Linked DNA regions of Mus musculus: regions 2, 3, 4, 5, 6 and 7 are each linked to region 1. A link is a loop called in an ENCODE intact Hi-C map of the cell type or tissue named here. Cell type or tissue: left cerebral cortex. All regions are shown on one strand. Region 1 holds the start of Cep55 (centrosomal protein 55). Region 2 overlaps Myof (myoferlin). Region 3 overlaps Myof (myoferlin). Region 4 overlaps Pde6c (phosphodiesterase 6C, cGMP specific, cone, alpha prime). Region 5 has its middle 6.2 kb from the start of Cyp26a1. Region 6 overlaps Gm33036 (a long non-coding RNA gene). Region 7 overlaps Fra10ac1 (FRA10AC1 homolog (human)).

Region 1 (4,000 bases):
GTAATAAATAATATCCTTTATTATATGCATACCAGTGCTGTTCTGTAGGAATGTAACATGAGTCACATTCACCATTTTGGATTTTCCTTTAAAAATAAACATACTAGGTAAGACAGATTTCCATGTTTTATTTTAGCTAGTCAACCCAGAATATTATGGTTTTTAATATGTAAGAATACAAAGCATATTAGATCTCAACTTGAACACAAAGTCTTCATCAGAAGTGTTTGATCTATATTTAGATGTTGTAGTCTTTAGAACCCAAAGGATATGTGTATGCCTTTTAAATCACATTTATTCAGTGAGTGTGTATGTGTGTGTGTGTGTGCATGTGTGTGTTTTAAGGGACAACTTAAGGAGTCAGTACTCTTTTCTACTATGCAGATCCTGAGAGTCAAACTCAGTCAGTCAGACTTGGTGGCCTGAGCCTTTACTAACTGAACCCTCTCAAGAGCTCCTCTACCCAAGTTTTTCAAATATACTTACAGTTTTTCTACTAACAGAACTAGCTGTCTGTTCAAAAGCAAAATTAAGTACAACTTAGAGCTCAGTTTCTCACTCACAGCAGCCACAGTTCAAGCAGACATCAGTCAAATGTGGCCAGCGCTGCCATACTGGACAGAACAGAGGAAGTTTTCCGTCATGGCAGAATGTTCTATTAGCCATGCAGGTCTATTAGCAGGCAGGGTCCTGTGGACTCATGAAAGGCCCCTTGGAAGCTAGAACTCTTTAGATCACACCAGCCTCCTGGTTTCCAATTAGTAAGTCTAAAAACCATTGACACTGTTTCCTAAGGAGAAAATGAGCTCTCCTGCTAAGATAAAGACATTCCCGTTTTTCTCCTTACATGAATAAAGACGAGTCTTGAATCCTCACCCTAGAATATCCCTGAGTGAACTGTCAGTATCACCTGGACAATGAGATCTCCATGAGATGCTATCGAAACAGCTAGCAGCTTGAAGCTTCACGACTGTGCCTGTCTATAAAGAGCAAACACTGACGTCTAGATCCAACATTGGCTTTTACAAATAATCCAAGCCTCCCAGTGAACCTCCTGGCTATGCCTCTCCCTTACTAGTCCTTATTCATTGCAGCTTCCACAAGAACCAAGGTTCTGGAGGGCAGATGTAGAACTGCAGTGAACTTCCCTACCCTTCCTCTGTGCTCTACTATTTAAGGAACCCTCCCCTGCCCCTGGTGTGTGTGTGTGTGTGTGTGTGTGTGTGTGTGTGTGTGTGTGTGTGTGTGTGTGTGTTGGAGATCGTGCATGCATATAAGATCCTCCTACTTGATTCCAATTTTGCTTCTTATATAGTCTGGGCAGTGAATATTCACATCCTGACTTCATGTTGACAAACTTTCTCCCACCCCTAATCACTCCCATATGACACTTTAACACACAAATAAGAAGAAAGCCAAAACTGCTTCTTGGGAATAAAAACATGCATAATACCCCCATTTCTGCATATTCCATACTGCACTCTCCAGAATTAGCTGCCCACTGAAATTTACCTTTTGTCGAACACCTGCTCATTGAAGTTAGCTAAAAACATAGTCCCTCCCCTTCCTCCCTTGTCTCAGGTTATGAGAGGTCAATTTCCTGGAGTTGATGCTTGCCAGAAAAGCTGACCTCAGCAATAACCAGACATTTTAATTTTAATCAACACAAAAGTGTTGAACTGAACACCTCACGGCTCTACATAAAGAAGGTAAGATGTGCAGAACCAGGACACCAGAACAGGCTGCTCTTTGGAACACGGGGTCACCCAGGCTCCACCTGTTTGGGGCCCACATACCCCAAAAAACACCCACATGCCCTGAAAAACAGGGCAAAAGGGAAAGATGGACATTGAAACGCAAAAGCCTGCTTGCCGCCTTCTAGTGTGCCACCTTGTGGTTAATAAGACTATTCCTTTCTCCATCTGTTTCTCCGTTCATACTTCAGGCGGGAGGACTGTGTAAATAGAGAATTCCAGTATCTTGGATTGCCATCTTCCTGCTTTAAACAAATAAAACAAACTGAAATTCCTTACATGGTTTCTCATCCACTAGATTCAGTAACAAATGGATTTGTTGTCTTTTACTTAACAGTGCCTAACTACATTTGTTAAACTCTAGCCCTCGCAGCCACACTACCAGATGGTTATCTGCATCCTGGTATAGATCAGGAAACTGAGGCTCAAGGAAGTGAAATGTTCTCAAGGCCACACATCTATTAAGAGGCATTCAGGATTTTAACCCTTGTACTACATACATTACCTTCATAGGATGCTTTGCTACTGATTTTTTTCGCTGTAAACTTCTGGTATGCCTAGGCTAAGTCTAAGAACGACACGCCATAAGCAATTGTTTGCTTCAAGTTCTCAAGACGCTAATCAAGACCCTGATGTGACCGATAAAGACCAATAAAGACACATCTGCCTGTAGGGCAGCAATCTGGAATCGCTGCTGGGGCTCACAATCTCGGTTTTCAAACTGGGAGTTTATCAGCTCCCTACAGCTTCGTTCCCCATTGCTCCGCCCCTGAGTTTGACAGGGTAAATGAGTGGCCCGCCCGGAAGACTAGGAGGTTGTGCTCTACCTCACAAAGAGAAATTGGTTCCCAAAGAACATAGACCAGTCAGTCCCAGGCGAGGGTCACAGAGCTTGTCCTATGGATAACAGCAGGGTCCGAACACACAGAGAAAAGCAAGCAGGCCCAGATTGAACTGGTCCTCCGACTCTGTCCTTGGCTCCGCCTCCACCACGCCCACACTCCCGCACACCCACACCCACACCCACACCATCACACCCGCCTCATTTCACACCACGTTTCCACAGACACCCTCTATCTTCACAAGGTCCTTCTCTGACCCGGCCGGCACGGATTGTAGCTCCCGTCAGGCTCTATGTCTTGCTCGCCCTTACCTTCCCCACTCTGCCCCTACCCGTCTGCCCGGCTAGTTTCGATCCCCTCCCTCTGATTCCAGAGCCGGTCTTCGCCCCGCCTGCCGTCGGGTTCCAGACCTTGCCCCGCCCCTCCTCTGGCTCTAGACTCCGCCTTTGCCCCGCCCTCAGGCTCCTGGGCCCTCCCTCTCTCCTCCATCCTCAGATTCCAGCCTTCACTCAGATTGCAGGCCCCGCCCTCTCCCGCCTTTCCTCAGATTGCAGACCCCGCCCTCTCCCGCCCGTCCTCTGATTGCAGACCCCGCCCTTCGCCAAGCCGGCAGTGACGTGACCCGCCCTACAGCCGCGGGATTCAAACTCCCGGAAGCGGTGTCCTGGTTGATAAGTGGTCTGCGGCGGCGACGCGAGCGCTGTGTTTGTCTCAGGTAGTGAGTGGTCCCGGCCTCGGCCGGGGAGGGAGGGGAGGACAGCCGGGGCTCGTTAGCCCCTGGGCAGGACTAGACCTCCCGGGAGGAGCGCTGGTGAGCAGATCACGCCGCAGGACTCCGTCTCCCCTGGCTGGAATCGCTGGAACACATGCTGGCTCCCTGAGAGACCCCGCGCTGCGTTCCTGTCGACCGCCGGCCCGCAGGCCATCCTTTCGGCTCCTTTGAACTTGGCGGTATTATCACTTTCTTAACAGAGAGGTTACCGCGAGGCCAGTGACCTGAGCCAGGTCTCTCAGGTCTCCAGTGCGGTCAGCCTTTGCTTAGCAAGCGCTTCTCTTTGCAGTTTTTTATTTTCCTGCCTCTTTCCTGACCCCTCGTAGATTTGGGAGATTTACTGAACGGAAATGCTTCTTTAGACTCCTGACCAGAATGACTTAGGTCCCTTCAGTCGAGTCAGAGATTTCCAAGCAGCTGCCTTTAAGCTCTTGTATGCCCCCCCCCCCAAAAAAAAATCAAAACACAGTTCTTTTGAACAGTTGTTGATTGAAAAAGAAAATGTTGTGAGCAGATAGTACTGACTGCTAGCTTGTGTATGTATGGTGAGTTCTGTGTCCCATATTAAATTTAAGAGAGCACATCCTGAAGGAGATTCCACTAGGACTGGGTAGGGACGTTCCCGAGTAGAA
Region 2 (4,000 bases), 98 kb before region 1:
GCCCCCCCATCCTCTACTCCTCTCCAGTGATATCACACACACACACACACACACACACACACACACACACACACACACACACACACACACACACAAGTCCTTGTCAAATTTAGGTCTCTCAATCTCGACTCTCCCTGCCTCTAGAACCATTAGAAAGAAACCTCTGTTCTTTATAGCTTCCCCAGCCTGTGCCATTCTGTTACAGCAGCACAGAAGGAGCTAAGACACTACCCTAGACACTCAAGGACAGGAGGCATCCATTTACTCTTGTTCTTTCAGCCATGGAGGTGTGGGGCATCCCATCTACACTTATCCAGCACCGACTGTATACCCCACACTCTTCTGTCCTTCCTTATGACATCATCTTTAAATTCCCACAACAGTTCTATGACCTAAGTACTGTGTTTTTCTCCATTTTCCTGGTAGGGAAAATGGGCTGACGTGAGTTGAAGAGCTTGCCCAAGGTCACACATGGTTTAATATTTAAATCCAGGCTTTTCCCAATCCACACTACAGTGACATTTTAATTCTCTGTGTTGTGTTCTACTATTCCATCATACAAAATGCTCTACAACCGCAGTGCGAGCATGATGCTTTTCCTGCAGGTTCCTCAGGAACGCAACTCAAAATTTGGGTGACTTTCACCCTCTCCAGTAGCCTCCTCATCCTAGTAAGTCCTTGGTTTTTATCATTGATCAGATCCAATCCCAGTCGCAGATATACCAGATGACCCACCCACCACCTGCCCCACCCTTCTTGTCATCTGCAGAATCCTTCTGGAAACAGATGACAGTGTATTTTAATGGTCTACCTCTTCAGTAAGCTGCATCAGTTTATCAAGCCACTCCTCGATTTCCAACAAGGTGGATTTCACATCCGTGGCTTCAGATCTCATCCTCAGAGCTGCCTCGTGTATCTGGGAGAGAAACCTGGACCGCAACTTTCGGATCTGAGTATCCAGAACCGTGACGTTGGCTTTTCCTTCTGTGACAGGCAAGGTGTATCTATAAGAAGAGGAGAGAAGAGAAACAAACCTAAGAATGACATTCTAGGTCTCAAAACTAAGTCCACTTGTGTTTGCCCACATGTTTAATGTATGTCTGCACGCCATTTCACGTAGATTGAAATGACAGCAATCTCCTGAGTCTACAGGGGCTGCTTGCTTTAAACTGTAGTTGAGGATGTCTCTGTTGGCATCGGAGAAGACACAAATTTTAAAGCACCAAAGTTTAAATATCCCCAGTACCGTCATCTTCATCACCGTCATCCTCTCAGACGGTTCTCAGAGAGCTCCAGAAGATAAGAAGGACCACTTGTATAGGACAATTTTCAGCCAAGTTAAGAGTCCACAAGAAAAACAGGGACAGCTGAGTGAGTGACTCAGATTAGCCACATGTCAGCTGTGCCTCTCTCTCTCTCACTGTGGAAGTAGGTGAAACCACAGGGCAAGACTGTCACCAGTACCAGGAAATTCGACTCATTGTCCCCACTTAGAATTTACATTATTTGCATGCCACCCAGCTCCTTATATGAAGGATATCCTAGCATGGTTTTCCTCAAACATGGAATTTCCTGCGACAGAACATTTAGAAAGATGCCAGCTTGCTTCTTTGAAGCCAGCATGTGTTCTCATGCCTGGGCTTTCTTTGGCAAATCACAGGCATTTTCCATGTGAAAGCTGTCGCTGTATGTTTTTGTTTGATTTCATTAACTTCTGTGGCACCGTGTGTATAAAGGTTTAAGATCCTGCGGTGGCCACATAAGGCAAAAATTCACGGGAGTGCTGTTGAGCTCCGAAGTCACACTTGAGCCCTTTGAAAGTGAGATGCTGGCCATTAAGTGGGTAAATAATTCCCAGTGTCACTGCGGTCTCCCTTCTTTCTTATCTGTAATTTAGAGGTCACTCCTTAGGGAATCCCTAAGTCTCTCAGCTTTGAGTGGTCACAAAGCCAGTGGGGCTTGATTTTAGCTGTTTGTCAATGACCTGAATAAACCACTAGGGGGCGCAAGAGGACGGGATGACTAAGGGCCTTACCCCAGAAGGGGAAATGTCTGCTTCCAGAGCTTGAGAGGTGTAGTCCATGCTCTTTTCTTTTCGACCTTCCCTGTTCGTGGCTTTATTAGCCAACATTTAAAATGAGGTTGGAATGAGTCACTTTCCCTTTTGATTTCTAAATGCCAAAAGTTACTTCTTAAGTCACAGCTATGAAATGTCCTCTGGCTAAGTCTGTGTCCTGGATTTGTCTAACGTGGTGTGTGTGTGTGTGTGTGTGTGTGTGTGTGTGTTGTTGTTGTTGTTGTTGCTGTTGTTGTTGTTATTGTTGCTGTTTCTTGTTTATTTCTTAGTGTATAATGAATTTGCGCGTCATCCTTGCTTAGGGCCCATTCTAACTATCTGTTACTCCTGTTTTTAGTGTTAACTGTTTCTGAAGGATGGCAGAGTGCTTGAAACACTTAACAACAACAACAGCAGCAGCAGCAAGCTATTTCTAAAGACATGAGTTAGGAACATTGTTCTGAGTGGTGGAAGCCATGTTCCTATATCCCTGTGGAAGTCAGGAGTCCTTCTGCAGAAAGGTTAGCTCAGGCTATTTCTCTTCCCTCTCTTCCACTCCCACCCTTTGCCTCAGGCTGCTGGGCCAGCTTCCGGTAGTCCAGCCTGGGCCTACTTGGGCTACTTTAGACTTGGCACCAAACCAGAGAATGGAGGTTTTCCGGGTGATTCAGAAACTTCTCCTGGGCTGGGGTGGGACTTTCAAGGAGCCCAAAACAATGCTCAAACGCATTTTTTTTTCCAGAGAAATACTTGACAAGATTGGAAAAGCACCTACAGTCTTAGAATTCAGGGCATGCTGGGGACGTGCAGATAGGAAGAGGATTACTGTACCTCGTGTCTTCTATAACTTCATCTATCAGCTTCAGCCACACCTCCGCCAACTGGTTTGCAGGAATTTTACCCTGGATCCCTGATTTTACAGCCTCTATGTTTGATTGCTGAAGAATCAAGAAAGAGGAGAGATAATTGTGTAATTCTGCCATTATGTCCAAGAAAGTGTTATTTCCAAGGCAGGGTAGAGGGTGAGTAGAGGGGTAGGGACATAAAAAGATTTCGTTACAGAAAGCCAGAGGGCTTTGTTCTCACTCACTGATACTTACCATAGCCTCGTGCTATTTACTTTTATTCAAAATGCAATCAACACTGATAAGTTTAAGCAATAGAGAAAGCCTTGTCTTGTATTTTGACCTTTGGAACTATGTAAATATTTTATGTACTCCAAAAATAAACAGGAAGAAACCATCAGGAATAGGTGAGGGAACCCTCAAAAGGATATATATGTAAATAGTATGGACTCAGTTATATTTCAGATGGACAGTTGAACTAACCCACACGTAACCTTTGGAAACAGCATTTTAACTATCTGTCCTTAGTTTCAAGGCAAAGGCAACCCAACTGCATCAAACATGAATCATTGTGAACTTGTTCACAGTGGTGGACGTAGGGAGTTTAAGTTTGAACAAATCAACCATTACAGTTAGGATGGCAGAAGCTGGAATCTCACTGTAGGCAAGAGTTTTAATCTTACTACCAAGGTAAGTCCTTGGTGGTAGATTAAAATTGGAGGCACTGTTCTGGCCTTCAACATTTTAACAGATATAGAAATAAATATATGCATATATGTATGTATGTATATGCACATGCAAATGAGTGTGACCGTGAACTTCTTGGTTGGCAAGGCCTATAAGCAACAATATAGCAGCAGCGTGAGCACTCTAGATCTTGTTTTTCAAATGTCACTTCCTATTAAAGGGACCACAGCATCTTAGAGAAACGGTTATTTCAGGGCTGGAGTTGAGAAAGTACAAGCTAAGCCCAGAACATGCTGATGTGCTCGAGTTGAGCATCTGCCAACAGAGAGGGGAAGGGAGTGCCCGCTAGGCCTAGCCAAAGTCCTGGTCATGGAAAGCCACTCTCTTTGTCACGACTAGGCCTGAACTCAGA
Region 3 (4,000 bases), 48 kb before region 1:
TATTGTTGGCAAACAAATGGACAGACATGAATAACTTCACAGGTTAGGCTTATACATATGATATATCCCATACAGGTCTATTTAGGAAACTACTGTATGTTAAGTATTTCTTTTTTCTTACTTTACCAGTTCTTGAGGTGTGTGTGTAAAACTCCTAGAATTGTTTTGGAGACATCATAATGAAAGGCAGGGTTTCTGCCTTCAAAATTATAATGTCACAGATCACAACTGATTCACACACAGTGTAGAGGCAAAGATGAAGACAGTAAGAGAATAAAATATACAGTGAAGTCACCCGGTGCAGTAGGGGACAGTGGGGCTTGTGGCTAACCAGAAAGAACAGGCTTGAGTACACACAGAGCCTTTTGCTCATCTTTTTATGCAGTGGAATGGCTAGTAACCTGTTCTGATTCAGTTTGCTGATTCGTTCCCCAGAAGAGTGCAGTAACAGAAGACAGGGCAGGAATGGCGAGGAGTAAAAGGAGCCAATTATATACTCTAACCTCAATCCCTTCTAAGCAGCTTGAGTCCCGTTGCTAAGGTTTGCTTTCTCATCATAAAACCCTGGTGGTTTTGCTGTGGGGGAGGGCATTTAAAGGAAAATTTGATGTGTGTGTGTGCGTGTGTGTGTGCGTGCGCGCGCGCGCTTGCGTGTGTCTGCATGTGCGTGCGGAGTAAAGACTGTGTTTTGAGAACATCCTGGAAAGACTAATCTCGAAGATATTTGACAGTGAGGCTGTGTTGAGAAAGATGTAAACACAGATACAGCTTCTGAGACCTTTGACTGACCCGAAGGAAGCACTGCCCACTGCCAGAGCTGCAGTCCTATGTCTCGCCTCGCAGGTCAGCCAGCCAGGCCTGTTTTCTGGGGCGTTGCCTAGATACAGAAAACGGTGAGAACATGGGGAATGATAACTTGACCTCCTACACGAGGGACAGGAACAGCTCAGTCCGACTATAAGCTGATTTCCTTTAAAGGAGGTGACCCTCAGCCTGGGATCTCTATTACTAATGTGATACTGTAAACAGGCCAAGATGATAAGATGTGTGGGTAAGAGGGACGCTTCGCCCTGTGGTTCACAGAAAAACAAGAGTCTCCCATGGACTGCTCCCAAGGCGCTAACAGATGGGCTACAGTCCCAAAAGGAAGCCACCATGGAAGAAATAAATGCCCAGGCCTTGGCCCAGCAGCTCTCCTGGGAGAACTAACAAGCTTCAGACGCATTAGACACCAAAGGGAACCTAGGACACTGCGCCTTCAGTCTGTGACTGACATCAAACTCAGAGGCAGGCCTCTATGCATGACACAGAGCTACTTCTAAGCCCTGGGAATGACCTGGCAACTGGGTGTTATACCTGGGGCCTGGGGGAGTTGAGAGTCAAGCTAGCTATCTTAGTTAAGCAGTGTCAGTTAAGAACCTCTTCATCACTGTGTTTATCTGGAAACATATACTTGGTTTTAAAAAGAGGAATGGAAATGTTTTTCCCACAGCCTGGGCCCCCATTCACAGCCACATGCCTCTGTGGTGAATAAGGACCCTGCTGGCTGAGGGCCTTAGCAGGGGCGCTCCCATATACAGCTCACCAGGTCCCTTCTCTGTGTAACCGGGACATCACCACGGGGATTGCTGGAAATCCCCTCCACAGAGGAAAGGCCTGTTGGAGGCTTGAACATCAACTGGACACTCTCTGTTGCTGCTTTTAGGGACTGTAAGCAGCCAGCCCTGCCACCCTCTGGGAGGAATCATAGCCTACAGCTGGGCTGGGGCCAAAAAAAACTTTCCAAACCTCAACAGTTCCCAAATGCCCTGTGGAAGATCTGAGAAGACCAAGCTATCCCATTCTTTGAAGGCCCTGGCTCTGGCTGCCCGAGTTTGTCATTTTAGCCAGGCCTGTAGCACTTTGCATGGATTTCCCACACTGTTCCCTCCTCTGGGCCTATGCCCATCAAGTTCCTCCCTGGTCCTGAGAATAAGGAGTGAGCCAAGCGTGCTCCTTAAAACAAACCTGACGGCCAGGAGAAGCAAGGCCGCAGACGAAGGCTGTTTGCAAAGCCAGATTTTCTCCTAGGAGCCTTCTCCGAGATAGAACATGTACTTCTGTCTTAGGTTCAGATCTGACAAAGGACCCTGCTGAACCCTGGATATCTGATTAACCATCTTAATAACTGGTCAGACTCTTTATCTCTGCCCCCACCCACCATGTGACTGGGGATCACCCTGAACTGCCTTCAGCAAGAATCCTGTTATGTTGGTTTAGCCAGAATTTCCCTATCCCGGTTAGTTCCTCTCAAGAATTTCCATCCACTGCCCCTTCCCTGTCCCTTGGCTGTAAGTTTGATGTGGCTGAGTTATGTGGGGTCTTGAGCCCCATCTCTCTCTTCTACTGTAGTTCAACTGGCACTGGCTCGTCTACCTGTGGTGATGGCTCTGGGTACTCTTGCTCAACACACATTGACAGCTGACACAGGGGTTTCTTCCTGGGCACAGCTGTAATAGCAGGTCATGGTACCAGAGTCCCTTACCAAGGTGAAAGCCCCTCATGGGGGCATTCCCTTAATTCTCTGATTCACTTGCACCAGAGGGGCCTATCCTCACTGGTCTCTGATTCTCTTCCCAACTGTCCCTCAGAATGCACCTCTCAAAGCTCCCAGCAGCAGCAGCAGCAGCAGCAGCAGCAGCAGATGCATGCAGATTCCCAGAGACCAGAGTTGAACTATTTCTTTTCCTTTCCCTTTATTTTTATTTCATGTGTATAAGTGCTTTGCCTACATGTATATTAGCGCACTGCATGCATTCTTATTGACCATGCTGACCACAAGTGGGAGCTTAGTCCTCTGGAACTGGAGTTACAGATGGCCGTGACCCAGCATGTGGATGCTGAGAGCTGAACCCAGGTCCTCTACAAAAGCAAGTCCTCTTAACCATTAACCTCCAGAGCCTTGAGATGATTCTCCTATCCATGGTCATAGCAGAAACTCTCATAGGTGCCTGGAGAAGGTGGTTGGCAGAGCAGGATCAGGAAGCAGAGAACCCGCCCGTTCTATATGATCATATAGGGTCACAGTTGAGAAGTGTGTATAGAAACCCAATTATTCCCCCAAAATAAACTGTGGTCAACAGAACTGCATCAATATCTAGATGCCTTTCTTATGGCCTTCCCTTCTTACTACAGACCAGGATTCTTAAAGACGGCCCTGAAGCTTTCTTCTTGGCCATTTAAGGCTTTATGGGCTTAAAAAAAAAAAACAAAAAAAAAACCAGAATGCAGGCACAGCAGTGCTCCACAGTGTTCCCAAACCTGATGCGGGCAAGCCTTCCCTGCATTCTCCACAAACTCCACGGCCTCAATATTATGTCTTAAAAATGACTGTAGTCAGGCAGGTGAGACGGCTCAGCAGTAAAGGCTCCTGACTTCAAATAGGATGGCTGATTGTGATCCCTGGTACCCACATAGTAGAAGAAGAGAGTTGATTCCTGCAAGTTGTCTTCTGATTTCCTCATGTGCACTTATGGCATGTACACACACACTCTCACACATTAAGTAGATAGATAGATAGATAGATAGATAGATAGATAGATAGATAGATAGATAGATAGATAAGATTGGAATGAACGACTGTATCCTAATACTTTGCTCATTCTTCCTGGCCAATTCTGACCTCCCAGTCCTCAAGGGACTAATCTATGCTTGCCTGGTGCAATAGGTCAGTGGAGTTCCCAGACTCTGGCTGTCTAATTTTCTCAACATGAGAATCAGGTCAGTTTTATCATTCATAAACACATTCCTTCATCCATTCATACACGAACCTTAGAAGGTTATGGGACAATGAAGACAGAAACGTAATTTGGACTCAAGTTTGCACTACAGTCTATATACAAACTAACTCCTCCAAGTTCCCTGATTCTGTATCTATAAATGGGGCTGACAAATTTTATCTAATAGTGCTGAGATAGAGATTAAAAGAACAACATGTCAGGTACTTTAAAAAATTGATCTT
Region 4 (4,000 bases), 130 kb after region 1:
ACCCTCTTGCTTAGATCTGTATTTTCCTAATTGCCAATGAGATCAGCCATCCGTGAATATCGGCTTCTGTGTTTCTGTTGGGCCTGTGTGCTACGCTGGTACAGCTCGCGGCCTCTGTGTCTCTTTTGCTTTTTTCTTGTTTGAACCTTTGGTTTTTACTGTACTCAAATGTTTGTGGGTTCTCCCCCACTCTGTGGTTTGTGCTTTTTCTGCTTCCAGCCCTTTCTATGCCAGGGAGAGTCAGAATTGCCTGCTCTCTATCCTGGCTCTTGGCCCCTGCTCGGCAGACAGCCTGAGACAGAGTGGGAGCATAGAATATGAAAGGCAAGCATTTAAGATCATTCTCTGTGGAAAAATCGTTGCACAGCTGTATCTTTTCCAGGAAGAGAACCATGTTTCAAAAGATCGTTGATACCTGCGAGCAGATGCAAAGTGAAGAAGAAACCATCAAATACGTAACCTCCGACCCGACCAAAAAGGAAGTCATCATGTGAGCAGCCAGAATGTTCCCTCCTTTTGGGCAAAACAGCATGTTTTGTACTTTTTAGTATTTTGTATTTATTAGTTTAGTAATTCTTCTTTTCTTCCTAAGGGCCATGATGATGACTGCCTGTGACCTGTCTGCCATCACCAAGCCCTGGGAGGTGCAGAGTCAGGCAAGTCCCACAGCATTTCCTTCCCTGTCACACACCTGTGACCTGTCAGTCACACACCTTTATAACCTGTGACCTGTTACCTGTCACACACCTGTCAGTTACACACCTGTGACCTGTCAGTTACACCCCCTGTGACCTGCCACACACCTGTGACCTTTCATTCACACACCTGTGACCTGTCTGCCATCACCAAGCCCTGGGAAGTACAGAGTCAGGTTAAGTTTTGGGACATTTCTCTTCCTGTCACACATCAGGAGCTGCCTAAGTCCTGAAAGGCCACACAGTGATCTCTGACAACTACAGACTCCTCTTTTATGTTTACACACAGCAGCAGGCCAGTGGGTCACTGGATAATGTCCCAGAACAAGGAAAAACATAGAAGACTTTGGGAATAAAATGTGAGGTTGAAAGTGGGGTCTTCCTTATTATTAGACAAGCTATTTTTATGTAGAATTCTCCAGACATGATGGCTCAGTCCTATAATCTCATGAGGGGTCCAAGGCAGGATACAGGATTCAGTGATAACCTGGGCTACATAATAAGACCTATTAAATGAATCCAACATGTGATCTTCTCAGTATGGGAGGTGAGTCAGAACAGGCCTCAGTGGGATGGATGGTTCGTTCTATTTAGCTGGCCTTGCTCCCGAGGTCTCTTCTACAATGCACTCTCACTTCCTGGAAGGTACTGACTGGGGGTCCACACTCAGGGCTGTTCTTCATCTGTTTTGGGGGGAAGGTGATGAGGGGGTGCTTAGCTACCTGTCCTCTCATTAACTAGATGGAAGCAGCTGCCCTTTTTCAGTGACATCTAGGTGAAACTTTCGGCAGTAGAGCCAGAATTACTTCGGTTTAACTGACCATCCTGATTACATTTAGAAAGAAAAAGTCACTAGACTGCACTGTGGGAGAGGGCAGACACCTTGTTTTCAGCCATCTCTGGTTTGTGGCTGTGGATCCTGAGGAAAAGATAGTTTGCAAAGAGAAAAGTGTATACGCTTATGTAAGTTTTACATGGCCCAGGGCCTTCATAAGTAAACTCAAGCAAGTTACCATTGTGTATTTAAAAAACATATAAATTGTATATGTATATATATGTGTGTGTATATATGTATGTATATACACATATATATGTATATATGTATTATGTATGTATGTGTGTATACATATATAATACATGCATATATATATACATATATATGTGTGTGTGTGTGTGTGTGTTTGTATACACACGTACATACATGATGGAGCGATGGCTCAGTGGGTAAACACAACCCTGCAACACAATCCTGTGGTGTATTAGATACGTGTATAGCCCCTCTTCTGTGTGTTGTGGTGTGTGTGTATATGTGGTGTGTTCACCATATGCAGACCTATGCAAGGTGATCACAGCAGATTAAAACAGGTTCGGAAACCATGAGGGCCTAAGGCAGTTTGGTTTGAGAAACTCAAACATCCTCCCATCCCCCTTTTCACTGAGAAGCGATGGAAACAACTTCAAGACACTGTGCTCAGAGTTGGTCCAGAGCCTTCCCGTAGGCGTCGTTTTGTAACTCCAGAACAGATAACTTGGCAGCAGCTCAAGCTTCGGCTGGAGATCCAATGCTCAGACATCGCTCATGCTAACATGTCGAGAGTTCTCGGCTAGCAGAGGGTATCACAAACCATGCCTCTGTGTTTTGCAGGTAGCACTTCTGGTTGCAAATGAATTTTGGGAACAAGGAGATCTGGAAAGAACAGTGCTGCAGCAGCAACCAATTGTAAAGACCCCTTCATCACTGTGTTACCTATTAGAAACCACCCCCGAAACTCTTAGAAAATACCTTAAAAGGATTCACTTCTCTTTCTAGCCTATGATGGACAGAAGCAAAAAGGATGAACTCCCGAAACTTCAAGTGGGATTTATTGATTTTGTTTGTACTTTCGTATATAAGGTATGTAAACAAACTATTTGAATGAACTGTAGAATCATTTCATTGAGAAGTTTCCTTTCAAACTAAAATTAGAGTGAGCTGGGTGTGGTGGTATATACCTGCAATCCCAGCTCTCAGGAGGCTGGGGGTCAAGATTTCAAAGTCACCTTGGACTACATGCTAAGTTTCAGGCCAGCCTGGGATATATCACAATACCTTATCTAATAAATTAATTAAAACTAACCCAAGTAAAAAAGTTACCAATGAAGAAAGCCATTAGGTCATCCCACTCCCTGAGTAGTCTGAGCACTCACATTTATTTATTCAGAGTGGAATAAAATGTACAAGAACTCACATGTGAGCCATGCACAGACCTACTTGACAGACGGCAAAGAGCACCCACGTTTCCCAAGCTTCAGAAGCAGACAGGCTCACCCCAGCAGCTCCCAACACTGCCCAGCTCACAGCTTCCCTTCTACACCAGATCACGACTGAAAGTCAACTACCTGATTAATCAGACTCCCACCTCAACTTCTCTGCAGGAGTTCTCTCGGTTTCATGGAGAGATCACACCCATGCTGAACGGCCTTCAGAATAACAGGGTGGAATGGAAATCCCTGGCGGAGGAGTACGAGGCGAAGGTGAAGGTGACTGAAGAAGAGGCGGGAAAGCAGGAAGAAGAAGCCTCAGATGGAAAAGGTTGGCTGGATTCAGTGTTTACTATGTGTGCGTTGTGGGGGGTGGGCAGGTGGGGGTCACTTGACAAAAACACAGACCTAATGTACTAACAGGAAGCTGCCTTGCTGGTGCAGGCAGGTAAGGTAAGAAGTTTGTAGTTTTCAGGGTTATTTTACCGCCCAGACAAGATCTTATGCATAATTCTGGGTGGAGGTGACTGGTCCAGACTGGTCCATGTACAGCAAGGGCTACAACTGGGCACTAGCATCGCTCTCGAAGGTGGCCCTAGGGCTTCTCAATAAAACATAGGGCCAGGAGTCAGGAACAGCCAAGAACACAGTGCTTGCTGTGAAATGCTGGACAGCTTGTCTGGAAGTCTGGAAACTCTCTCTAGGTTATACACGGGGTTTTACAGATTTACATTTTAAGGAAGTCCTACAGGTAAAATTAAAGCGGGCCAGCCACTAGGGTGGCTTGAAATCACAACTCCTGTAGTCACCTATCAGGTTTATCATTGTTTTTAGACAGCATGTTAGAATGCTTACAATGAATGAATTATTAGTTGTTCAACTGAATATTCATATTCATAGTGGGATGCTGGGCTCAGTGGTAGAATCTATCCTAGCATATTCAAAAACCCTCTTCTGGATTCCCAGCATTTCAGATAGCAGAATGCTAATTTGATGGTGGTGGTGGGTTGCTCTTGTGTGTGTGTGTGTGTGCGCGCGCACGCGTGCATGTGTGTTGAGGTTGG
Region 5 (4,000 bases), 350 kb before region 1:
TTTGGGAGGTAAACCTGGGATGCTGCAGTTATTTGGTGGTGGTCGTTGGTTTTACTCTAGAGAGAAGGCAACTTTGGGAAGGCAACACTGCTGCTGGTGAGTCGGGAAGCATCATCCCAGAGCAACGGGGTCAGCATAGCTAACATTTTAAATCAGCATAATGAATCCCTGTCATATGGAGGAGGCAGAACTCCTCTTTGAAGTTGATATTTTAGATAAGACAGAGCCAGCCCCTCTGGTTATGGACAGTTCTTACCCAAAATGAAACAGAGAAGAAAACCACTGGTGTGTCACCTTTCCTTAGAAGGTGCTTCAGGGATCCTTGCTGGGAAAGGCTGGTTTAGATAAGCAGAGCCCAGGCTTTCTTTATTCAAGATGAGGCAGCAGGGGCAGATTTAGCGGGCTGACAGATAAAGTTTTTATCTATCTCTGGCAATAGGGTTGAGTCTGACATGACTGATAAAATGGCCCAGTCGTGACCCTGTGAACCTTGGCTAACCTCCGCGAGAGCGCGGTTTTGTCACAGTTCTGACCCTGGCATGACCACGTTCTGAACGGAAGGCCGAACTCACTCCAGAGAGGTTAGCCACGGTGACTGGCTTATGCAAGCACATTCCCCCGTTTTGAAATGGCACAACCTGCTCGCTGGAACCTCTGGACGGCTTGTAGGTTTTGGACTTTAAAATTTTCATTACAATTTGAGAATTTGGCAATGTCACGGGAACCGGGTGGTCTGAAATAGGTGTTTGAACAGCTTTCGGTCCATAGTTAGACTTGCGCAATCTACCTGACTTTAGCGTTTGGGTAGAACATGAGTTGTTCTTGTTGTTGGATACTTCTGCTATTTCGAGAGCTTATTGAGTAACCCACAATGCAATGCTACAACATAAAGAAAGGAGACAAGTGGCCAAAGCTTCCGGACTCTATACTGTGAAAATGGAGCCCTTCCTCTGCAGAATGTCTGCCCGAGATCTTTGCAGATAGATTGAGCCAGCCTGGGGTGGGGGGTGGGGTGGGACATCAACAATCACAGAAAAACTTATACAAGGTCATTTTAGGGAGGTTTCGACACTATGCACTTTATTGAAGGGTGATTGGCTTTTAACAGCAGTGTCTTTGGTTACAGGAGGACTGTGAATCTCCATGAGCCGAGTTCTGTAGGAAACTCGAGCCATTTTAACATATAACTCAACTTCTTAAAAGCCACCTGAAGTTTTCTTCCCCTCTGGAGAGCTCATGGTTTTCTTCTCAACCTTTAGCTCAGTTATATCATCCAGGATCCACCTCAAAGATACATCCCCAGTGCGCTCTCTGATAATGCAGAGGGTGTTGAGTGAAGGCAGTGAGGTGCGTGGTATGAGACTGACTGAACGGACATAAGTGAGCCTGGGTCACACGTACCTGGGACAGGTTTGTTTATGGTACCAGTACCTGTGGGTCAGTACCCATGCGATGGAGAAATGAGGTAGCCTTGGCTAAAGCTGTGGAAAGAGGGCCATGGCTGTAGGAAACAAGCCCTCGGGACTCCCAGAGCTCCCTATGGTGATGGGAGCCTACAATCACTGTGTCGGTAGGTGGGCTCGCCACACTGGGCTGGAGTCCGCTGCCTCCTTCCTGTGGTGTTTGGCCTTGTCAATTCCTGTGCCTTTGTCTTCAGTCAGAGGTGTGGTGTCGCCCACCACACAGATCATTATCAGGACAGGGATGTGAAGGGAAGGGCTTCTTCCACATTCCGAAAGACTGTAGTCTTAGCAGGCTGGAGACCTAGAGGAGACACACCAGGAGTTTTGGAATCAGAAAAGACTTCCTGATGCCTCTTCTGCCCACCTCCACCCCTTTTCTAACACTTACCTATTATCTTTCCAAGGTTCTATAGCTGAGGGGTCACTATCTCCTAAATTTATCTTTCCTGCATCCTGTCACCTCTTCTGTCCCTGCCACAGTACAATTCCTTCATAAGCAACAGGTGAATTGGAGCTATGGGAGATTGCAGAGTTGGCTCCATCTTTCCTATCCCTTGTGGTGGTTTCAGGGCTTTTGCACCTTGCAAACCCCAAGATGTCCACAAGGGGGCGGGCTTCTCCCTTCTATGCCAAGCCCAGGGTACCTGTGACCGTGAAAGTTTTTCCACCAGTGACCATGAAATCTAAAGTTGACACATTCCGGTTCAAGGCTGCTTTGACCTCTAGATAGTGAGAAGCTGAAGACAACCCAATAACTTAGCTAGTACTCCACAAAAGGCCTGCCCCTCCCCCAAGAAGGGATCACATACTCCAGGTTTACCTAGACCATTACACAGTTCCAGAGGTAGTCAGCTGTGCACTCTGGATTTCCCACATTGTCCATATTTTAATCTATGCTATGTTACCCCAGTTTTCCAAGAAAACATAGGCAGCCTAATTAGTGTTTAGATGGCCTGAACTCAGTTCTGGAACCATCCCTTGAGAAAAAGCACTGTTGGAGCTGGAGAGAGAGCAAAGCCATTAAAAGCACGTTCCGCTCTTACAGAGGAGCCACGTGTGGTTTCCAGCACCCGCACTGGGCAGCTCACGACTGTCTGTAGCTCCCGCTCCAGCAGATCTGACAGTATCTTCTGACTTCCAAGGGTACCTGTGTTCTCTCTCTCTGTCTCTCTCTGTCTGTCTCTGTCTGTCTCTCTCTGTCTGTCTCTGTCTCTCTGTCTGTCTCTCTGTCTGTCTGTCTGTCTGTTTGTCTCTCTCTCTCTCTCTCTCTCTCTCTCTCTCTCTCTCTGTGTGTGTGTGTGTGTGTGTGTGTGTGTGTGTGTGTGTAGCTGGCATCCAACTCAGAGATCTGCCTGCCTCAGCCTCTGGAGTGCCCTAAAGGCAGTCACACCTGGCAAAATAAACTGAAATCTTAAGAAGAGAGAGAGGGCTGTGGATGTTAGAGGGGTAGTGGTGGCTCCTAAAAATCAACAGGTCAAAACTGTTGTAAATAACAGGTTCAGACCTGTCCTTCTGAACAGAGCATTTGCTTAGGAGGTGAGCCAGAGGAAGAGGTTACCAATACCGTGTGTGAAGGAGTAGCTAGAATTCTTTGGTGATGAAACCTGTGACCTTGGGGGCGGGGGTGGGAGCAAGCTCCTGGTCAGCAGGGGCATTCAAACGCAAGCTGGGTGGTGAAGATGGGTTAAATGGCTTTCCCATTCTCCTTCACAGCTAAACAGTGGCAAAGCTCCGACCGTTCATCCTGTATTAATTAGTTAGTTCCTCTGACACCTTCCTTCCTTCCTTTGAAATACACATTAATAACAGTCTTGGGAGACAGGTTCCCCTCCTCACTCTTCCTTCTAGCTCTTTCCGCAGTCCTCGCCTTAGGACTAGGTGAGATGGAGGTACAGAGGCACCTGGTACCCTGTGAGCTGTAGCGTTCAACTGCGATTTCTGGGTCTGCTTCAACACCCCACATCTCTCAGCTGTCTTATGGCGACCATTCAGTCCACTATGCCTCAGATCTTTCTCTTCTCCTGTCTTCCATGCACTGACACGGGACTCTGTCCACCCCACCATTCCCTTCTCTCTACCTCCTGAAAAGCTACCCAAGGTTAGGAGATGCTTTTCATCATGCTAATCATGTACATTTAGTCAACTCGGATACTTTCTTGCTCTCCTCCAGGATATGCTCACACATAGTAGGTGCTCTTTAGGAGAGAGCGCCTCTGCAATACTACTTGGTGTTTCTTCGACTTACATGGTGCCATGTTTTTTCTTTGAAAAGTGAAACTTTCATCCTTGGAAAAATCTCAGTGGCCGCAAGCTTACACGGTGTGGTTTAACAGCATGTCACAGTCCTGAAACCAATGCTCCATGGGTCCTTGGCCAAACAAGCTTTCCTTTCTTTGAAGTAGAGTCAACTCCAGTTAGAACCCCGGGAACACAGGGGTGGAGGCTTAGCTCTGGGTTGTGCGGTGGGTTTTCTGGGTGAGAGTTATCATGTTGCAATATTTGTAACCACATCACTTCAGTACAAAAAAAATGCCCCA
Region 6 (4,000 bases), 300 kb after region 1:
TAGATTCAATGAGACCCAGTCAGAAAAACTAAGGTGAATACATATCTAGCCTTCCTTTGTGTATCTAGTATGACATTTTTACTATGTGTTTGGATTATTTTATTGGTTTATTGATAATAGGTCTGTTGGTTGAGTGAGTGAGTCAGAGTCTTACTATCAGCCCAGGCTAATCTAGAACGCTGTATGTAGCCCAGATTGGCCTTGAACTTGTGATCCTCTTGTGACTCAGCAACCTAAGCAACAGAATTTGAGGAATGTGCCATCATGCCTGGATTCTCTTCTTTTTGTTGTTTTTATTTGAGATGGGAATCTTATGACTGGCCTGGAGTTTACTATATAGTTCAGGCTGGCCTGGACAGTGTAACGGTCCTCTGGTATCAACCTGTTCAACGCTGGAAGTGGATACATAAGTCCCACACTGGCTTTTTCTTCCATCCTTCCTTCTTTCCTTCCTTCCTTCCTTTCTTTCTGTTTGTTTTTTTCAGGACAGGGTTTCTTCGTGTAGCCCCAGCTGTCCTGGAACTCACTCTGTAGACCAGGCTGGTGTCAGACTCAGAGATCTGCCTGCTTCTGTCTCCCAAGTGCTGGGATTAAAGATTTACACCACCACTTCCAGTCATACCTGGCTTCTTGTCCCTCACCTTACCTATCATGTAGCCTCGCCCTCTCTCCGGTATTCAATAGGCATTTACTACAAAGGTAAACTAGCACTGTTTATCTTTATTAGCTTCCACACCCTCTACTTTCTTCTGTAAAGCAATTTAGTGCTTTTTGAACCTGTGTCTCTGAACTTGAAGTCCTAAAGCAGGCACCTTCCCCCCCACCCCCATACACAAGCAGGCACACACACACACCTACACACACACACACACACACACCCCTAAAGTTCTTTCATCGCCACGGTGCTTGGATTAATGAACATTTCTGAGTCTACTCCTTGGCTTTACAGTAAAGAGACAAAGTCTCGTATCACTCACTAATCATGAGATAAACACAAATGCACTTTATACATTGTAAACATGATAAAAAAAATGTAAAGCTAAGATTACTGCTTACCACAGGGAGATGGAAACATACGACAAAGTATATATCAAAATAGAACTTTAACCTAACCCCTGCTCAGGGAACCAACCCCATCTACAGCAAATAGCTTTCGAAGTCAGCCTATCCTACAACCCCTGATGGATTAGTTACTAATTCCACAAGTGAGCTTCTATCAGAGCTCCTCTATCTGCTGCCCGGCTTGCTCAGCCCTTGATAGTGACTGACACTCCCCAATCCTCTCAGCTACCTGCTTTCAGTTCTGTACTGATAGAGGAAATCAAATGTGTGCCCCAGCCAATCACATAGGATGCCTTACTTCATGGTAGCCAACTAAAGCTTCTGCATGCCAACAGAATCCATGAGGGACAGGCCCTTTTTCACTCTTTAAAGTTTTCATAACTCCTTGCAGTCCCCACCAGAGCGCAGTAGTGGCAGCTGGCTCTCTTGGGTTAGCAGATCAAAAGAAATAGCTTTTGCTTTCCTTTTCTGTCTGCTGCCTGGAAACAACAAGAAAACAAGAAAAAGACTAAGCATCCATAGACCAGAAAACAGATTTGCTTTTACATAACTGCAGTCTTGAGCTTAAATTTGAAGAAGGCTGGTGTGAGCAATGGCTCATTTTGTGATAGATGCTGACACCTAGTGGCCACAATTGGTAGTTAAAAGTATAATATGTTGCCGGGCATGGTGGCACACGCCTTTAATCCCAGCACTCAGGAGGCAGAGGCAGGGGGATTTCTGAGTTCGAGGCCAGCTTAGTCTACAAAGTGAGTTCCAGGACAGCCATTGATACACAGAGAAACCCTGTCTCGAAAAAACAAACAAACAAACAAACAAAATAAAAACAACAAGAACAAAAGTATAAGATGTTTTAGCCCAAAATAAAGAAAAGCTGTGATCCCGATGGTGGAGGGCTGGGAGTGGGTGCGGATCACAGCGGGGGGTGGGGGTGGGGCGGGTAAGAACATAGTCCTCAGGGAATGGAGGCCTACGGATGAGGACAGAGCTAAGGAAGGGAATCATGGATGGCTCCTGGAATGCCATTGGAGTTGACCCCAAACTCTGCCTTGTTAGTTTTAAGACTCCTGTCGCAGGATTGCTTATCTTGTTGTCCAAGTGTTTTTGCCTTCATGTGCACAGTACATTTCCCAACCACAGGTGCTCGGCTTTCAAGTCACCCCAGAGGGAAATGTTCCTTAATCACCATCGTTAGTATTGCCAGCAGCTTCAGGGTGCCAACTTCGTACTTCTGGGCTAAGTGCTTTGTAAGTAAGTAGACAGACTGGAGTCAGACGACAGTACACAAAATCTTGTCATTCATAAGTTGTTAATTTTGAGTAAGTGGCTTCATTTCTTTGTCTTTAAGGTGGAGAGGGCCATCATGTCTTTTTTTGTTGTTGTTGTTTTTCGAGACAGGATTTCTCTGTGTAGCCCTGGCTGTCCTGGAACTCACTTTGTAGACCAGGCTGGCCTCGAACTCAGAGATCCACCTGCCTCTACCTCCAGAGTGCTGGGATTAAAGGCGTGCGCCACCACGCCCGGCTTCACAAGCATTTTTGAGAGAGTTTAGATAATCCACATATGTAAAGTGCTCAGAACAGTAGCTAGGGTACCCTAAATGCCAAACAATTACTAATGACATTACCTACATTTATCTTTACAACACTTTGAAGTAAATATTATATCTCTTATACTAGGCAAGAGTAAGAAACGTTTTCAGCTTTGGGCAACAGAAAAACATGACTAACAGTGGCTCCTGGTTTTGCTTCCTCTCTCAGATAATGAGCAAGCAAGGGGTCGAGGTAAGTGGCTGCTGGCACTGGGTCCTGGCTCAGAGATGTCAGAGCCAGCGCCTCAGAACTTTCTAGGGCTTTCCTTCAAGGTGGTATTGTTCCAGTTCCAAATATCATGTTCAACAACAACAACAACAACAACAACAACAAAAACAAAACCCAAGAGCAGGGGAAGAAACTGGGGCTGTGTGTGTCCATTTGCTTCTTTTTTGCTTTCTTTCATCAGAAAAACTAAAACATTTTCCACTAAAGTCTGCTTCTGTTCTGTTGGCCGAAACTGTCACTTGGCTACTCCTAGCTGAAAAGGCTCATGGGAAGTGAGTCTTTAACTTTCCCAGTTTACACAATAGAAGGCAACAGGGGAGAAGGGAGCAGAAGATAACTATTGTCAGCTATCTGGCTATGTGCCACACCTTAGAAAAGGAGAGGAAGTGAAATACACAGGCAAGAGAAACCATGGAAATTTCCCCAAGATAGATTAAAAAGTGAACCATGAGGGGGAGGTATGCTGGGACAAATAACAGCAGATAAAGGGAGAAGGCAGGTGGTTAGAAAAATCAGACTTCATAAACTAAGCTGTGTTGGGCCTGACTGTTAATAGAAAGTCTTGCGACCAAAATCCATACACCTTGTGGATCCAAACATTTCCAATTCTAAAGCGACATGGCGATACCTGCGTTGATGGAGCATGCCATCGTGAGAACCTGCGGAGACACAATGGAAGCAAGACTATAAGATGAGATTTCAATAGATGGAAAACCCTTTATGGATACCTATAAAGTATACCGTAGGATACCGTGTATCATATCAATAAGGGGTTAGCCTTGCTCAGGAGCCTGATGGGAAACAGATGGCTTTTGAATGTTGCGCCAAGTGTAAAAGAATGAGCGCGGTGTGATGACTGAAAGAGCCTAAAGGTGGCGCTCGTGGAGCTAGTAAGAGAAGGGGCGGGGCCGGGGGGAAAGGGTGTAGCTCGGTTGGTAGAGCTTTTGCCTAAGCAGGCATAAAATCCTGGGATACAATCCCAGCATGACATAAACCATGTCTGATGATTCATAACTGTAATCCAACTCTTGGAAGGTAGATGCAGGGAGATCAAAAGTTCAAGGCCAGCTTCTTCTGCTACATTGTTATTCTAGTTTGGGATCAACCTGGGTTACATG
Region 7 (4,000 bases), 150 kb after region 1:
CATATACATATACATATACATATACATATACATATACACATACACATACACATACACATACATATACACATACACTATTATATATTATATATTATATATTTATTATATATTATATGTATTAATATATTAATTAATTAATATATTATGAGTATTAATTATATATTTATTAATTAATATATTATATTAATTATTATATGTATTAATATATTAGTATATATTAATTATATATTATATATGTGTATGTGTGTGTGTGTGTGTATATATATATATATACACACACACCACTCTACAGAGCCCTCATGAGAGAGATTTCTGGGGGGTAGTAAAAGCACAGATGACAAAATAGCCACCCAACAAAACTGGATGAGAGGCTGGAGAAGCCTAAGTTTTAGTCTTTTAGAGGCCAAAGGGGATACAAGAAGTACAGGTGTTCAATGGGCTTTTAAAAAGTGGGTGGAGGCTGCAAAGATGGCTCAGCGGTTAAGAGCACTGACTGTTCTTTCAGAGGTTCTGAGTTCAATTCCCAGCAACTTCATGGTGGCTCACAACCATCAGTGTACTCAGATAAATAAAATAAATAAATCTTAAAAAAAAAAAATTTAAAAAGTAGGTGGAAAGGTTAGGTTTACTCTGCAAACCCATTGATATAAGTAGGCCCAAAGTGGGAAGGTGTAGTTTGTCCAGGGAAACCTGCTGGCACCATCTGACGGGAAGGCGACTGTGGGATGAGTGGGCTCCTCTTCCCGGAAATGCTGAAGCAGTCAGAACCACCACACGCCACAGGGCAGAGGCTCTTGCACACTTGTCTGTGTGTGAGGACCCACAAATCACAGGGGCTTCAGACAGTAACTTCAGACCAATTTAGAGCTGCTTACAACAGAGCATCATAGTTTGAAAAGCAAAATTCTACAACATCTTTTTGATTATGTTTAGGATTGATTTCTGGAGTTTCTTCAACTATTAGAAAAATGAATGAATTCACTGATTCCACTCACTAATATCTACTAAATAAATGCCTATGGTCTTAGGAATTGGGGGTGAGTTAAACAGCTACGTAATCCCTTCTCTCACAGAAAATGAATGATTTCCAGGGTCCTGTGCATCTCTAAACAAGTACAGGGTACTCAGGATGTACCCTAGGGATCTAAGCTGGGTTGGAGAAGTGAGACAGACGTTGTTAAGAAGGGCCTTTCCAACTGAGCTCAAGTGAAAAGTGAGGGTGAGGCTGCTCCGAGGGAAATGGGGAGAGGAGATAGAGAGCCTTTGTCCAAGTATTTAGTTCTTCCTTTCTTGCGAAAGCAAAACCACTCTTCAAACACAAGCTATTGACTTGTCTTAGTTTTCTCATTCTGCCATGTGGCACTCAGCTGTCCACCCAGCCATTCACTTACTTAGCACTTTCTATGGGGTAACGATGAAGCTATAGAATACACAGTCTCACACAAAGGGGCAAGGGATGACTAGGGATAGAACCAGGAGTGCCAACTGTCTAGATGTTTAGTCATTATTAAAGATTATTTCAAATTAAAAAGGTCTAGGTAGAGATGAGCTCTTCCTTAATTTATAATAAGCCATGATTACATGGTATGATTACCGTTAAGAAGATAACAATATTATTAATTTAATAATGGACATAACCAAAATTTCAAATGCCTTATTACTGTTACAGCATATTAGAATAAATACAAAATTTTAAACTCAGATTTAAATTTAAAACTCAGAATTAAATTGAGATTGCCATACTTATTGAGACTTATTGTGGAGTTAGGAAATAAGATAGACATAAAAAGGCTTTCAGCTTCAAATGCCAGCTCTCAATAAACAACAGAATAATACGTCTACTAACCAGCCATTCCAATTCAGTGACATTTTATACTATATACTTGAACTGCATGGCCATTGTGATATGCAAGAAGGAAAAAAAAAAATGCACAAAAGAATGCACCTGAGCCAAGTATCTTCCTATCTAGAGCAAGGGGGCCCTCTCCTGTCCAGATCTTATATTAGCATTGGGTTAAATTGAGTAAAAGTTGTATCTGATTACCTCCTGGTGCGAAAAAGCAACTAGAAGAAACCTTCTTAATAATGAATTACACGGCGGGCATTAGTCAAATTGCTAAATAAACGATCTCAATTTTTCTCATAATCCTATAAGGCAGCTACTATAATCAAGATTTTAGATTGAATGACAGACTGAAAAACTGCTTTACAGTCTGAGAAAGCCTTCAAATTCTCATCTGACTGTTATGAATATGCAGGCAGGTGTTCACACTACCCCAACATACATGGAGAAGGTAAGCCCAGGAGAGTCCGTGTCTTAGCCAAGTAACATGGCTTGGATACAGCCAGGAGCCGAACACTGCTTGCAGCGTTATATAATACTATAGGGTATGCCCCAAAAGGAACCAAAACCAGTTCTGTTCTTAACAGGCTACAAGCGACTATAAATTTACATCTGAATTCTTGACCACTTCGCTTTCAGTTGCTCTAAAAGAGACCTCTAAGCACATCCCCAGATGGATTCTGACCAGTGCCGTGGCCGTCTGTATCTCACACTCGAGATGAGCAGCTCTTAGTCCTCTCTTACCTTCATCCTTCCCCTTGGAAGCTTCCTCTGAAGGTGGCGATCTGGATTTCTTACGAGGTGACTCGTCACACTCAGGCGTGGTTTTAGACTTTTTCTTTGTTGACTTGATTTCTTTTCTCCTTCATGTTAAACAACATAATACTGAAGTTAATTTTTTCAACAGATTCCATAAAAATGTTTGAATTAAAGAAAACAGTTAAAGTCCATAGAATGTATATCATAAGGAACCTTGAAAGAGTATGTAATTTTTTTTTATTCCTTATTTTTTTGAGATACGGTATCCCCATATAATCTTAGTTGTACTGAAACTCACTCTGTAGACCAGGCTGGACTCACAGAGGTTCATCCACCTGTGTCTGTCTCCAGAGTGCTGGGAGAAAAGGTATGTGCCACCACTGCCATGCTAGAGTATGCAAATATTTTAGGTCGATATATAAATTAAGATAATTCTGTAAGATGATAAAGCCTAAACAGACACAAAGAGCTATTTTGTAAATTCTCTACACAAACAGTGCACTTTTTATGTCCACTCCCTTTCCTAGCACGTAACTCATATCCAGTGAGCACTGGAGAAGCAAGGGCTATAATGGATCTAATTCACATGAGAGAGAGGATGCTCTCCTCTCAGAACAGAGACCATAGTAAACATATCCAGGGATGGAGCTAAAAGTACGTACTCTGAACTCCGATGTCAACGTTAGACAGCTCCTAGTTTACCTTCCTAGTGCTCTGGCTTTACCTTTTCTAGGCCAGATTTAGAACAACAGCTGCTGGTCAGTACAGCAGGTGAAAACAATTCATCTTAATTGCTTAAGGAAAGAAACCTGGAAAAACAGCTCTCAAATATTTGCTCAGCTGACTTCTGGTTAAGATACCCATGCAGATGCTTTCATGCGGGCATAGTCATTAATCCTATTTGTTCTTTTATCAAAGTCATTTCAATTCTGAAATGTCACTCAAAAGGGAAAGTCACAAAATACCTTCAATCTCTCAGCATCACTAACAGAAAAAGGAAATTAAGGTTTGGGCTGGCCATTCTAGTAACATAAAAAATCCTGCTGGTTTTGAAAATGTACTGTTTATTTGTAGTAGCTAGAACACAATGTAGACATGCTTATTCCTAAACTTAATAAGCCGGGTGTTGGCCTATAACCCCAGCCAGCACTCAAGAGGCTGAGACAGGAGAATCACAAATGTGAGGCTAGCCTCAGAGGCATTATGAACTGAAGGCAGTCTTCCTAAAAATCGAAACAAAATAGCAAAACAAAAAACAAGCAAATAATAAAATAAAACCAAGACCAATGATCTCACATGAAAGGCATGGTGCAGACCAGTGGCACTCCTAATTCAACATAGCAGACACACTCCAGATGACTTAAAGATGCCTGGGTAAGAGAGTCTGCAATGCAAACA

The links. Peaks named below come from ENCODE experiments on the same cell type or tissue, not always from the same donor. Only the 100,000 strongest peaks of a DNase experiment are listed, where the experiment ranks them.
Region 2: a loop joins it to region 1, with 10 times the contacts of the local background. A loop is called at or near these places in 34 of 42 quality-filtered maps.
Region 3: it touches region 1 in a loop (2.2-fold over the local background); 8 of 42 quality-filtered maps call a loop at or near these places.
Region 4: a loop joins it to region 1, with 2.6 times the contacts of the local background. A loop is called at or near these places in 3 of 42 quality-filtered maps.
Region 5: it touches region 1 in a loop (2.1-fold over the local background); 7 of 42 quality-filtered maps call a loop at or near these places.
Region 6: it touches region 1 in a loop (2.2-fold over the local background); 5 of 42 quality-filtered maps call a loop at or near these places.
Region 7: a loop joins it to region 1, with 4 times the contacts of the local background. A loop is called at or near these places in 3 of 42 quality-filtered maps.

The regions. Positions count from the first base shown.
Region 1 is chr19:38,051,771-38,055,770 of GRCm38, forward strand. It overlaps Cep55 (centrosomal protein 55), which reads left to right and starts at 3,271. Exons shown (of 10, transcript NM_001164362.2): 1 at 3,271-3,547. In left cerebral cortex, a CTCF peak has its summit at 1,893 (motif pointing left); DNase peaks (open chromatin) are centred at 1,936, 2,591, 2,762 and 3,106; H3K4me3 peaks cover 1,700 bases; H3K27ac peaks cover 751 bases.
Region 2 is chr19:37,953,556-37,957,555 of GRCm38, forward strand. It overlaps Myof (myoferlin), which reads right to left. Exons shown (of 54, transcript NM_001302140.1): 22 at 2,888-2,994; 23 at 812-1,004. Among named protein-coding and RNA genes, the nearest start is that of Gm52397, 31 kb to the right of the region's middle. In left cerebral cortex, a CTCF peak has its summit at 1,994 (motif pointing right); DNase peaks (open chromatin) are centred at 1,473 and 2,009.
Region 3 is chr19:38,003,330-38,007,329 of GRCm38, forward strand. All of the region lies in intron 3 of Myof (myoferlin), which reads right to left. Among named protein-coding and RNA genes, the nearest start is that of Gm52396, 10 kb to the right of the region's middle. In left cerebral cortex, a CTCF peak has its summit at 1,724; no DNase peak of the experiment used is centred here.
Region 4 is chr19:38,177,666-38,181,665 of GRCm38, forward strand. Pde6c (phosphodiesterase 6C, cGMP specific, cone, alpha prime) reads left to right here. Exons shown (of 22, transcript NM_033614.2): 17 at 383-490; 18 at 593-656; 19 at 2,341-2,415; 20 at 2,506-2,589; 21 at 3,111-3,267. Among named protein-coding and RNA genes, the nearest start is that of Gm52398, 16 kb to the left of the region's middle. In left cerebral cortex, no CTCF peak of the experiment used is centred here; DNase peaks (open chromatin) are centred at 266 and 2,197.
Region 5 is chr19:37,702,035-37,706,034 of GRCm38, forward strand. No RefSeq gene overlaps it. Among named protein-coding and RNA genes, the nearest start is that of Cyp26a1, 6.2 kb to the left of the region's middle. In left cerebral cortex, a CTCF peak has its summit at 2,065 (motif pointing right); a DNase peak (open chromatin) is centred at 2,062.
Region 6 is chr19:38,351,256-38,355,255 of GRCm38, forward strand. It overlaps Gm33036 (a long non-coding RNA gene), which reads right to left. Exons shown (of 4, transcript XR_003952856.1): 3 at 3,511-3,541; 4 at 984-1,541. Among named protein-coding and RNA genes, the nearest start is that of Gm32960, 4.6 kb to the left of the region's middle. In left cerebral cortex, CTCF peaks have their summits at 1,675 (motif pointing left), 3,744 and 3,945; DNase peaks (open chromatin) are centred at 1,344 and 1,676; H3K27ac peaks cover 377 bases.
Region 7 is chr19:38,196,973-38,200,972 of GRCm38, forward strand. Fra10ac1 (FRA10AC1 homolog (human)) reads right to left here. Exons shown (of 14, transcript NM_001081075.2): 11 at 2,588-2,706. Among named protein-coding and RNA genes, the nearest start is that of Fra10ac1, 25 kb to the right of the region's middle. In left cerebral cortex, a CTCF peak has its summit at 1,981 (motif pointing left); a DNase peak (open chromatin) is centred at 1,984.